2 separate regions of the Homo sapiens genome follow, and region 1 is linked to region 2. Evidence: read pairs that join two places in POLR2A ChIA-PET (ENCODE). Cell type or tissue: GM12878. All regions are shown on one strand. Each heading gives the region's core, and the rest is flanking DNA. Links, peaks and the distances in the headings are about the cores only.

Region 1 (4,401 bases), core at 242-4,241, 1.4 Mb after region 2:
TACACAACAGAGTGCTTTGTTGTAAATGATAGTAATTGACTCTAGCAAACTTAGATCACCAATTTGAGCTGTTTCTTCACCTCCTTCTTGACTTTTAAGATGGTGGTAAAATGCACATAAAATTTACCATCTTAACCATTTTTAAATATACAGTTCAGTGGCATTAAGTACATTCACAAAGGTGACACAAACTCCAGAGAATATGCTGCTTGCAGCTTTGATGATTGTATCAACGGTGATAAGTCTTCCCATGTCTGCAGGAGCAGCTGCAGCTAATTATGCTTACTGGGCCTATGTGCCTTTCCTGCCCTTAATTCGGGCAGTTACATGGGTGGATAATTCTATTGAAGTATATGTTAATAATAGTGCATGGGTACCTGGCCCCACGGATGATCGTTGCCCTGCCCAACCCAAGGAAGAAGGAATGATGATGATTATTTCCACTGGGTATTGTTATCCTCCTATTTGCCTGGGGAGGGCACCAGGATGCTTAATGCCTACAACCCAAAATTGGTTGGTAGAAGTACCTACTGTCAGTGCCACCAGTGGATTTACTTATCACAGGGTAAGTGGAATGTCACTCAGGCCACAGGTAAATTATTTGCAGGACCCTTCTTATCAAAGATGATTAAAATCTAGGCCTAAGGGGAAGCCTTGCCCCAAAGAAATTCCCAAAGGATCAAAAGGCCCAGAAGTTTTAGTTTGAGAAGAATGTGTGGCTGATAGGACGGTGATATTACAAAACAATGAATTCGGAACCATTATAGATTGGGCACCTCGAGGTCAATTCTACTGCAATTGCACAGGACAAACTCAATCGTGTCCCAGTGCACATGTGAGTCCAACTGTGGACAGTGACTTAACAGAAGGTTTAGATAAAAATAAGTATAAAAGGTTAGAGTCTCTATACCCTTGGGAATGGGGTGAAAAGGGAATCTCATCACCTCGACCAAAGTTAGTTAGTCCTGTTACTGGTCCTAAGCGTCCGGAACTTTGGAAGCTTACTGTGGCCTCGCACCACATTAGAATTTGGTCTGGAAATTAAGCTATAAAAACAAGAGATGGTAAGCCATCTTATACTATCGACCTAAATTCCAGTCTGACAATTCCTTTGCAAATTTGTGTAAAGCCCCCTTATATGCTAGTTGTAGGAAAAATAGTTATTAACCCAGATTCCCAAACTATAACCTGTGAAAATTGTAGATTGTTTACTTGCATTGATTCAACTTTTAATTGGCAGCACTGTATTCTACCAGTGAGAGCAAGAGAGGCCATGTGGATCCCTGTGTCCATGGACCAACTGTAGGAGGCTTCGCCATCCATCCATATTTTAACTGAAGTATTAAAAGGAGTTCTAAATAGATCCAAAAGATTCATTTTTACTTTGATTGCGGTGACTACGGGATTAAGTGCAGTCACAGTTATGGCCGCTGTGGCAGGAGTTGCATTGCACTCTTCTGTTCAGACGGTACACTTTGTTAACAATTGGCAAAAAAAATTCTACAAGATTGTGGAATTCACAATCTGGTATTGATCAAAAATTGGCAAATTAGATTAATGATCTTAGACAAAATGTCATTTGGATGGGAGATAAGCTCGTGAGCTTGGAACATCATTTTCAGTTACAGTGTGACTGGAATACGTCAGATTTTTGTATTACACCCCAAGCCTGTAATGAGTCTGAGCCTCACTGGGACATGGTTAGATGCCATCTACAAGGAAGAGAAGATAATCTTACTTCAGACATTTCAAAATTAAAAGAACAAATTTTTGAGGCATCAAAAGCCCATTTAAATTTGGTGCCAGGAACTGAAGCAATTACGGAAGCTACTGATGGCCTCGCAAATCTTAACCCAGTCACTTGGGTTAAAACCATCAGAAGTTCCATTATTATAAATTTCATATTAATCCTTGTGTGCCTGTTCTGTCTGTTGTTAGTCTGCAGGTGTACCCAGCAGCTCCGAAGAGACAGCGACCATCAAGAACGGGCCATGATGACGATGGCAGTTTTGTCAAAAACAAAAGGGAGAATGTGGGGAAAAGAAAGAGAGATCAGATTGTTACTGTGTCTATGCAGAAAAGGAAGACATAAGAAATTCCATTTTGATCTGTACTAAGAAATATTGTTCTGCTTTGAGATGCTGTTAATCTGTAACTTTAGCCCCAACCATGTGCTCGCAGAAACGTGCTGTATCAAATCAAGGTTTAATGGATTTAGGGCTGTGCAGGCTGTGCCTTGTTAACAATGTGTTTGCAGGCAGTATGCCTGGTAAAAGTCATCGCCATTCTCCATTCTCTATTAACCAGGGACACAATGCACTGCGGAAAGGCGCAGGGACCTCTGCCCAAGAAAGCTTGGGTATTGTCCAAGGTTTCCCCCACTGAGACAGCCTGAGATATGGCCTCATGGGAAAGGAAAGACCTTACATCCCCCAGCCCGACACCCATGAAGGGTCTGTGCTGAGGAGTAGTGAAAGAGGGAGGCCTCTTTGCGGTTGAGATAAGGGGAAGTTTTCTGTCTCCTGCACGTCCCTGGGAATGAAATGTCTCAGGGTAAAGCTGATCATGAGATAGGAGAAAACCACCCTGTGGCTGGAGGCAAGATATGCTGGCAGCAATACTGCTCTGTTACTCTTTGCTACACTGAGATGTTTGTGTAAAGGGAAACATACATCTAGCCTACATGCACATCCAGGCACAGTACTTTTCCTTGGACTTATTCATGATACAGATTCCTTTGCTCACATGTTTCCCCTCTGACCTTCTCCACATCACCCTGTTGCCCTGCCACACTCCCCTCACCAAGATAGTAAAAATAGTGATCAATAAATACTGAGGGAACTCAGAGACTAGCACCGGTGCAGGTCCTCACATGTTGAGCACCGGTCTCCTGGGCCCACTGTCCTTTCTCTGTACTTTGTCTCTGTGTCTTATTTCTTTTCTCAGTCTCTCGTCTCCACCTGACGAGAAATACCCACAGGTGTGGAGGGGCAGGCCCCCTTCACATGTTGGTCAGGCTGGTCTCGAACTCCCGACCTCAGGTGATCTCCCCACCTTGGCCTCCCAAAGTGTTGGGATTACAGGTGTGAGCCATCGCACCCGGCCCACTTTCTAATTTTTTCTCCTACTGTTTTTCCCTCCGTAGTCTCTTTTGTGGCATTGTCTTCCTCTGCTTCTTTCTTGTTTGTGTTTTTTGGTGCTATTGTAGGTCCTCCTGTCTTCTATACACTCTCTCGGTGATCTTACCCATAACCATGGTTATCAAATCTGTATCTCCATTTTTGAACTTTCTCCTGAGCTATACATCCATGGATCCAACATCCTACTCCACATCTCCACTCTGATATCCCATAGGCATGCCAATCTTGATAGGGCTAAGCCTGTTGCTTCTCTCCTCTGGTCTTCCTCTAGGAATAGCACCACCTATACTTCAAGCCAGAAAGTGGGGCTTCATCCTTGACAACTTCCTTCCATATACCCTCTAAATCAATCAAATCCTAAAGGCTACCAATGGTTCCTCTTACTTATCTCATGAATCCATCCACTTTTCACCAATCCATTGGTCAAGGATATACTCAGGAACTTCTCGTTTCTTCTCCTGTTACTGAAACAGTCTTCGGATTTGTCTGCTGCCTTCACTTTCTATTGTCTACGCTGTCGCTGCTGTGATCCTTCTACAACACACATCTGAGATTGCCACTCTCCTAATTCTAAATCCTTCAGTTGTTTTCCACTGCTTTCAAAATGCAATGCAATGGGCTGGGCGCAGAGGCTCACTCCTGTAATCCCAACACTTTGGGAGGAGGCCGAGGAGGGCAAATCACCTGAGGTCAGGAATTTGAGAGCAGCTTGGCCAAGATGGCGAAACCCTGTCTCTGCCAAAAACACAAAATTAGCCAGGCATGGTGGTTGGCTGTAATCCCTGCTACTTGGGAGGCTGAGGCAGGAGAATTGCTTGAACCTGGGAGTGGAGGCTGCAGTGAGACAAGATTGCGCCACTGCACTCCAGCCTGGGCAATAAAGCTAGATTCCATCTCAAAAAAAAAAAAAAAATGCAATGCAATGGTTTCGTGACCTGCCACAACGTGGCCCTGCCCAGCTCTTCTTACTTGCCATTGCTACTCATTTTCCCCTGCCCTCCCCACTCGACTGAACAGCTCTCAGTATCTCAAATTCATCATGCTCTCTTCTACTCCAGACTTTTGCTCATGTTGTTCCTTCATTTCCAACATTCCCACTTTTCCAACACTGACCTTCCCTTAGCTCATTTCCTTCCCTTAGCTGACCTTCCCTTAGCTCAACTGCTAAGGTCTTGCCTCCAGCTGCCACCTCTTTCACTTTCTTCAGGAAGCCTTTTTTTTTTTTTTTTTTTTTTTTTGAGACAGGGTCTCACTCTGTTGC
Region 2 (4,401 bases), core at 240-4,239:
TTCAACAGCAAAAACAAATAAACAAAACTCAAATGTCCATCAAGAATGAATAAGTTGTAGTATATTTATATAATACTATATAGCAATAAAAATGAAAGAAAGTCACAGAAGTAAACATTTTGCCATTTATATAAAATTCAGAAACATACAAAATTAACATTTCACTTACAGATACATACGTATGTTGTAAAACTATAATAGACAAATGACAAACACAAAATTCCAAATAATTATTTGAGAGGGAGAGGGCCTTAGGGAACTTCTAAAATGTCGACAACATCTGTATCTTAAGCTGGCTGATGAGTACACAGATATTTACATTTATTATCCCTTTATATATACGTTTATGTATTTTTGTAGTATGAAATACTTCATTAAAAAAAGAGTGAAAATGTAAGACTTCAAAAATGAAGACTACCATTTATGTATAACAATAAAATTAGTGTAAAAAAGTATACAAAGAAAATGTTCAATTCTTTATCTTTCCGTGCTCTATATAATCAGTATTAATCTAAAGACCATAATCCTAGTATGAAAAAAATAACAAGCTTTGACACAAAATCTAAGCATCTGCTTTCCTGGCACTCTTAAGTTAGACAAGAGTAAATATGTTAGCCTCTCAATTCTGCCTCTTCATCTTTCATCTATACTTAGATTTTTCTTTATCTTTGGACTTCTTTGGACTTCTGCTTCGGTCTCTCTTTTTACTCCTTTCTCTTTCATAAAGATCTGTTTGGTATTTTGATTTATGACTATTACTATAATGGCCATCCCTCTCTCGAGATCGGCTACGACTTCGGTTCTGAGTTCGGTCTCTCTTTTCACTCTTTTGTTTCTCCCAACAGCTTTCTTCTTCTTCATAGTGACCAAACCCCATTTCTCTATAGATATCCTGTCAAAGGAAGGGGGAATTACAAGTGAATCAGTAAAATAATCATTTTGTGGGCATTTTCAATTAATAAAACTTAGAAAAGTCTACCATTAGAAGGCTGTTATAACAGCTTAAATGTGAACACTACCACTAATGTCAAGAATCTTGTAAATTACAAAGCAATAAAATAATTCAGAAAAAGGTTTAACAACGTCATTGATTTGTATCTACTATTTTGGCTGAAACGAAGGATCAGCTTCAAAAATATGGAACTGAAATAGCTCAACTGAAATCAGAACATGTCTCTAGAGCAATCTGCAAAATCAAAAATTCTGATTATGTATAGTCTTATTCCCAGCTCCCCACCCTTCACTCCCCCAAAACGTGGTCCCATTATTGATCTGCAATGAAACTACTAAAATTCCCATAAGAATCCTATAAGAAGATATCATTGAAATAACTTAGCAGGAAGAGATCTTAGACAAGTCAGTAAGTCTTAAATAAGAAAATGGAGGCTGGATGCGGTGGCTCACGTCTGTAATCCCAGCACTTTGGGAGGTTGAGGTGGATGGATCACCTGAGGTCAGGAGTTCAAGACCAGCCTGACCAACATGGAGAAACTCTACTAAAAATACAAAATTAGCCAGGTGTGGGGACGCATGCCTGTAATCCCAGCTACTCGGGAGGCTGAGGCAGGAGAATTGCTTGAACCTGGGAGGCAGAGGTTGCGGTGAGCCAAGATTGCCCCACTGCACTCCAGCCTGGGCAACAAGAGCGAAACTCCATCTCGAAAAAAGAAAATGGATAATGTATACTTGGGTCTGAGCAATTAATTTTTAAAGTGTTTTATTTTATAACAGCTCCTCTCTAGATGTTCAAATACATCTTCCATGTTTAGAAAGACAGAAGTTAGAGAGGAGAATTTTTTTTGAGACAAGGTCTTGCTGTCTCCCAGGCAGGAATGCAGTGGCACGATCATGGCTCACTGTAGCTTCAACCTCCCAGGCTCAACCGATCCTTCCCACCTCAGTCTCCTAAGTAGCTGAGACCACAGGCATGTGCCATCACACCTGGCTAATTTTTGTATTTTTTTGTAGAGACGGGGTTTCCCCATGTTGCCCAGGGTGGTCTCAAACTCCTGGGTTCAAGTGATCCCCTCCCACCTCGGCCTCCCAAAGTACTGGGATTACAGGCATGAGCCACCTCACTCAGCTGATTAGGCTTATGTCAAAATTATTATATTTCTTTAAAATGAGTTTTTAAACACTGGTAGAATCCTTTGCCCCAAAGATAATAAAATTGCTACATTTAATTCTACTCTTAGACCACAGCCAATGCTCTTTCAAGAGATACTTTGTAAAATTTAACTTTCTTAAGACTGCCCAAAGGAAAGGAAAATTCTAAGGACTAAACTCCCAAGGGTCTCAACTCTATCACCAGATACCACTGTAGCAGACATAAATGTCAAGGCTTAAAATTCAGAGTGATGAATACCCATGGTTAAGGACTGGGTTTTAAGCAAATTATTAGTTATTCCATATACTGTCTAGATACTGTACACCTTGAGTTTGACAGTGTGTGAAAACAGATGTAACAGGATTGTTATAGTAATAATCACACTGTGTAATACAGTATTATAAACTGATTTGTGATTTTCCACACAATCCCAATAGTTCTTGTCATATTATAAGAGTCCCTGAGGTAGAAAAAATGAGTAGGCATTTTGGTTTAGCCTTTTGCCATCAATTTTCTAGTAAAATATGACATTCTGAGATAAAAGAATTTTTGTGCTTCCTATAACATATACAAAATAGAAATATTCATATACTATTATATCTGTACATCTTGTACTTATTTCTGTATTGGTTGAGACAAACTTTTAAAATGCCGAGACTGCTGGCTGATGTATAAATTTATAAAATCCTCAGTATGTTATTATACAAATGGGCACTTAAGTGCTTTGAGTATTTAAAATAGAAGAGATAAAAGATTATGTAGCACTTCATTCTTTTAAAAATTTGAGGAAGCTGAATATTTGAATTGGACTGAAACTTTAAAATCACTCCTACTCGGGAGTAGTTTTCAAAGCTACACAAGCTTTGAAGTCAGGTAGATCTGGGTTCAAATAGTCTTTGACATTTAGGAGATGTGTCAAACAAGTACTCTTAAGGTTAGAATAATTAGAGAAGGTTTCATGGAGAAGTTAGGATTTCAGATGAGCCTCAAAGGGTAAGTGAGCTTGGGTCTGAATGGGCTGCAAGAAGGCTAATGAAAGTAGTGTAAGTGAAAACTGAAAAGCAAGGAAAAATGAGCCCTGTATGTATGAAGGGGAAAAGTTAAAGTGGCTGAATGAAGCCATGTAAGAGGAGATCCTCCAAGTACATGCTAACACAGTGCTAAGAGCTTTAGGAGTGCAATATCCTCATTCTAGAAATAGGGAAACTGAGACTCAAGAGATCTGCACAGGTTGGAGATAATTTAACTTGACATCCAAAATTAAAAAGGGGGGAGTGGTACAGAATAATGGGGAAAAAATCCAACACCTGACTGAACCAAATAAATGTTAAAATTCTAGCTCTCCCACTATAAAGGCCTAAGGGCCTGTGGGATCAGTATCTTCATATCTAAAGTGAGATAAATGAATTAGATAAGGTCTAGGTCCTTTCCAGTATGAATTTTTAAAAGTTATATTATTTATACATTTAAAACATAAGACAAGATGATTAAACTACCATGTGGCAAAAAAAGAAAAGAAAAAACGAAGAACACAAAATGGCCAATTTAAAGCAATTAACCTAGCAAATGACTTGAAATAAGCAATCAAAAAAAGTCTAATCTAATTAAAAGCTATCCTTGCTCAAGTCTCTGGGACTAAATCAAAGATCTGGTTAAATCTTAGTCACCAAGATAACATTAAATCACTAAAATGACAGAAAAAGTACAGTCAAGAATACAAACACTATGAAAACCCCAGTGGAAAACTGACAACCAGCATGAATACTTCTCAGCAAGGCAACCCCCAGCTGAATACGCATTTCCTGTAACCCCAGTAAAACCCAAACCTCAACAACACAAAAACCATCTCTGGAATTAAGACATGAGGTGGAAAATTAAACAAACGTTTTCGAATTGATTAGTAAGGCTAGTTACTCAATAAAAAACAAAGAATTTGAAGAAATAAGTTAAAATACTCTTGGGAAACCAGACTCACTAAGCAAAACACCGACAAACAGGAAAATATGAACTATAGCTGAAATTTGTCTAGTACTGAAAATTCTCTTTAATGAATTTTAAAAAATAAAAAACAAAATAATAAAAAATCGGGGGGCCATTAAAATCTTAAATACTGATGCTGAGTTTTATTAGGAAGAAGAGAAAATTAATGTAGCTATATCATTAAATCAAAGTACAAAACTTTTTAAAATTTAATATACTTTAAGGGGAGAAGTTAGGAGATCATTATTCAGAATTTAATAATTTTATAGTTAATATTGCCTTAAAATTTCAACTTAAAATTGCCTTAAAATCTT

Evidence for each region. ChIA-PET counts read pairs that join two places held together with the same protein. Peaks named below come from ENCODE experiments on the same cell type or tissue, not always from the same donor. Only the 100,000 strongest peaks of a DNase experiment are listed, where the experiment ranks them.
Region 1: POLR2A ChIA-PET joins it to region 2 with 5 read pairs; 1 of 35 experiments calls an interaction of 5 or more read pairs at or near these places.

What each region holds. Positions count from the first base shown.
Region 1 is chr6:150,859,435-150,863,835 of GRCh38, forward strand. No RefSeq gene overlaps it. Among named protein-coding and RNA genes, the nearest start is that of MTHFD1L, 4.1 kb to the right of the region's middle. In GM12878, for the core only: no CTCF peak of the experiment used is centred there; a DNase peak (open chromatin) is centred at 2,527; H3K27ac peaks cover 358 bases.
Region 2 is chr6:149,504,813-149,509,213 of GRCh38, forward strand. PPIL4 (peptidylprolyl isomerase like 4) reads right to left here. Exons shown (of 13, transcript NM_139126.4): 13 at 1-892. The coding sequence ends at 641. Among named protein-coding and RNA genes, the nearest start is that of ZC3H12D, 22 kb to the left of the region's middle. In GM12878, for the core only: no CTCF peak of the experiment used is centred there; no DNase peak of the experiment used is centred there; H3K27ac peaks cover 365 bases.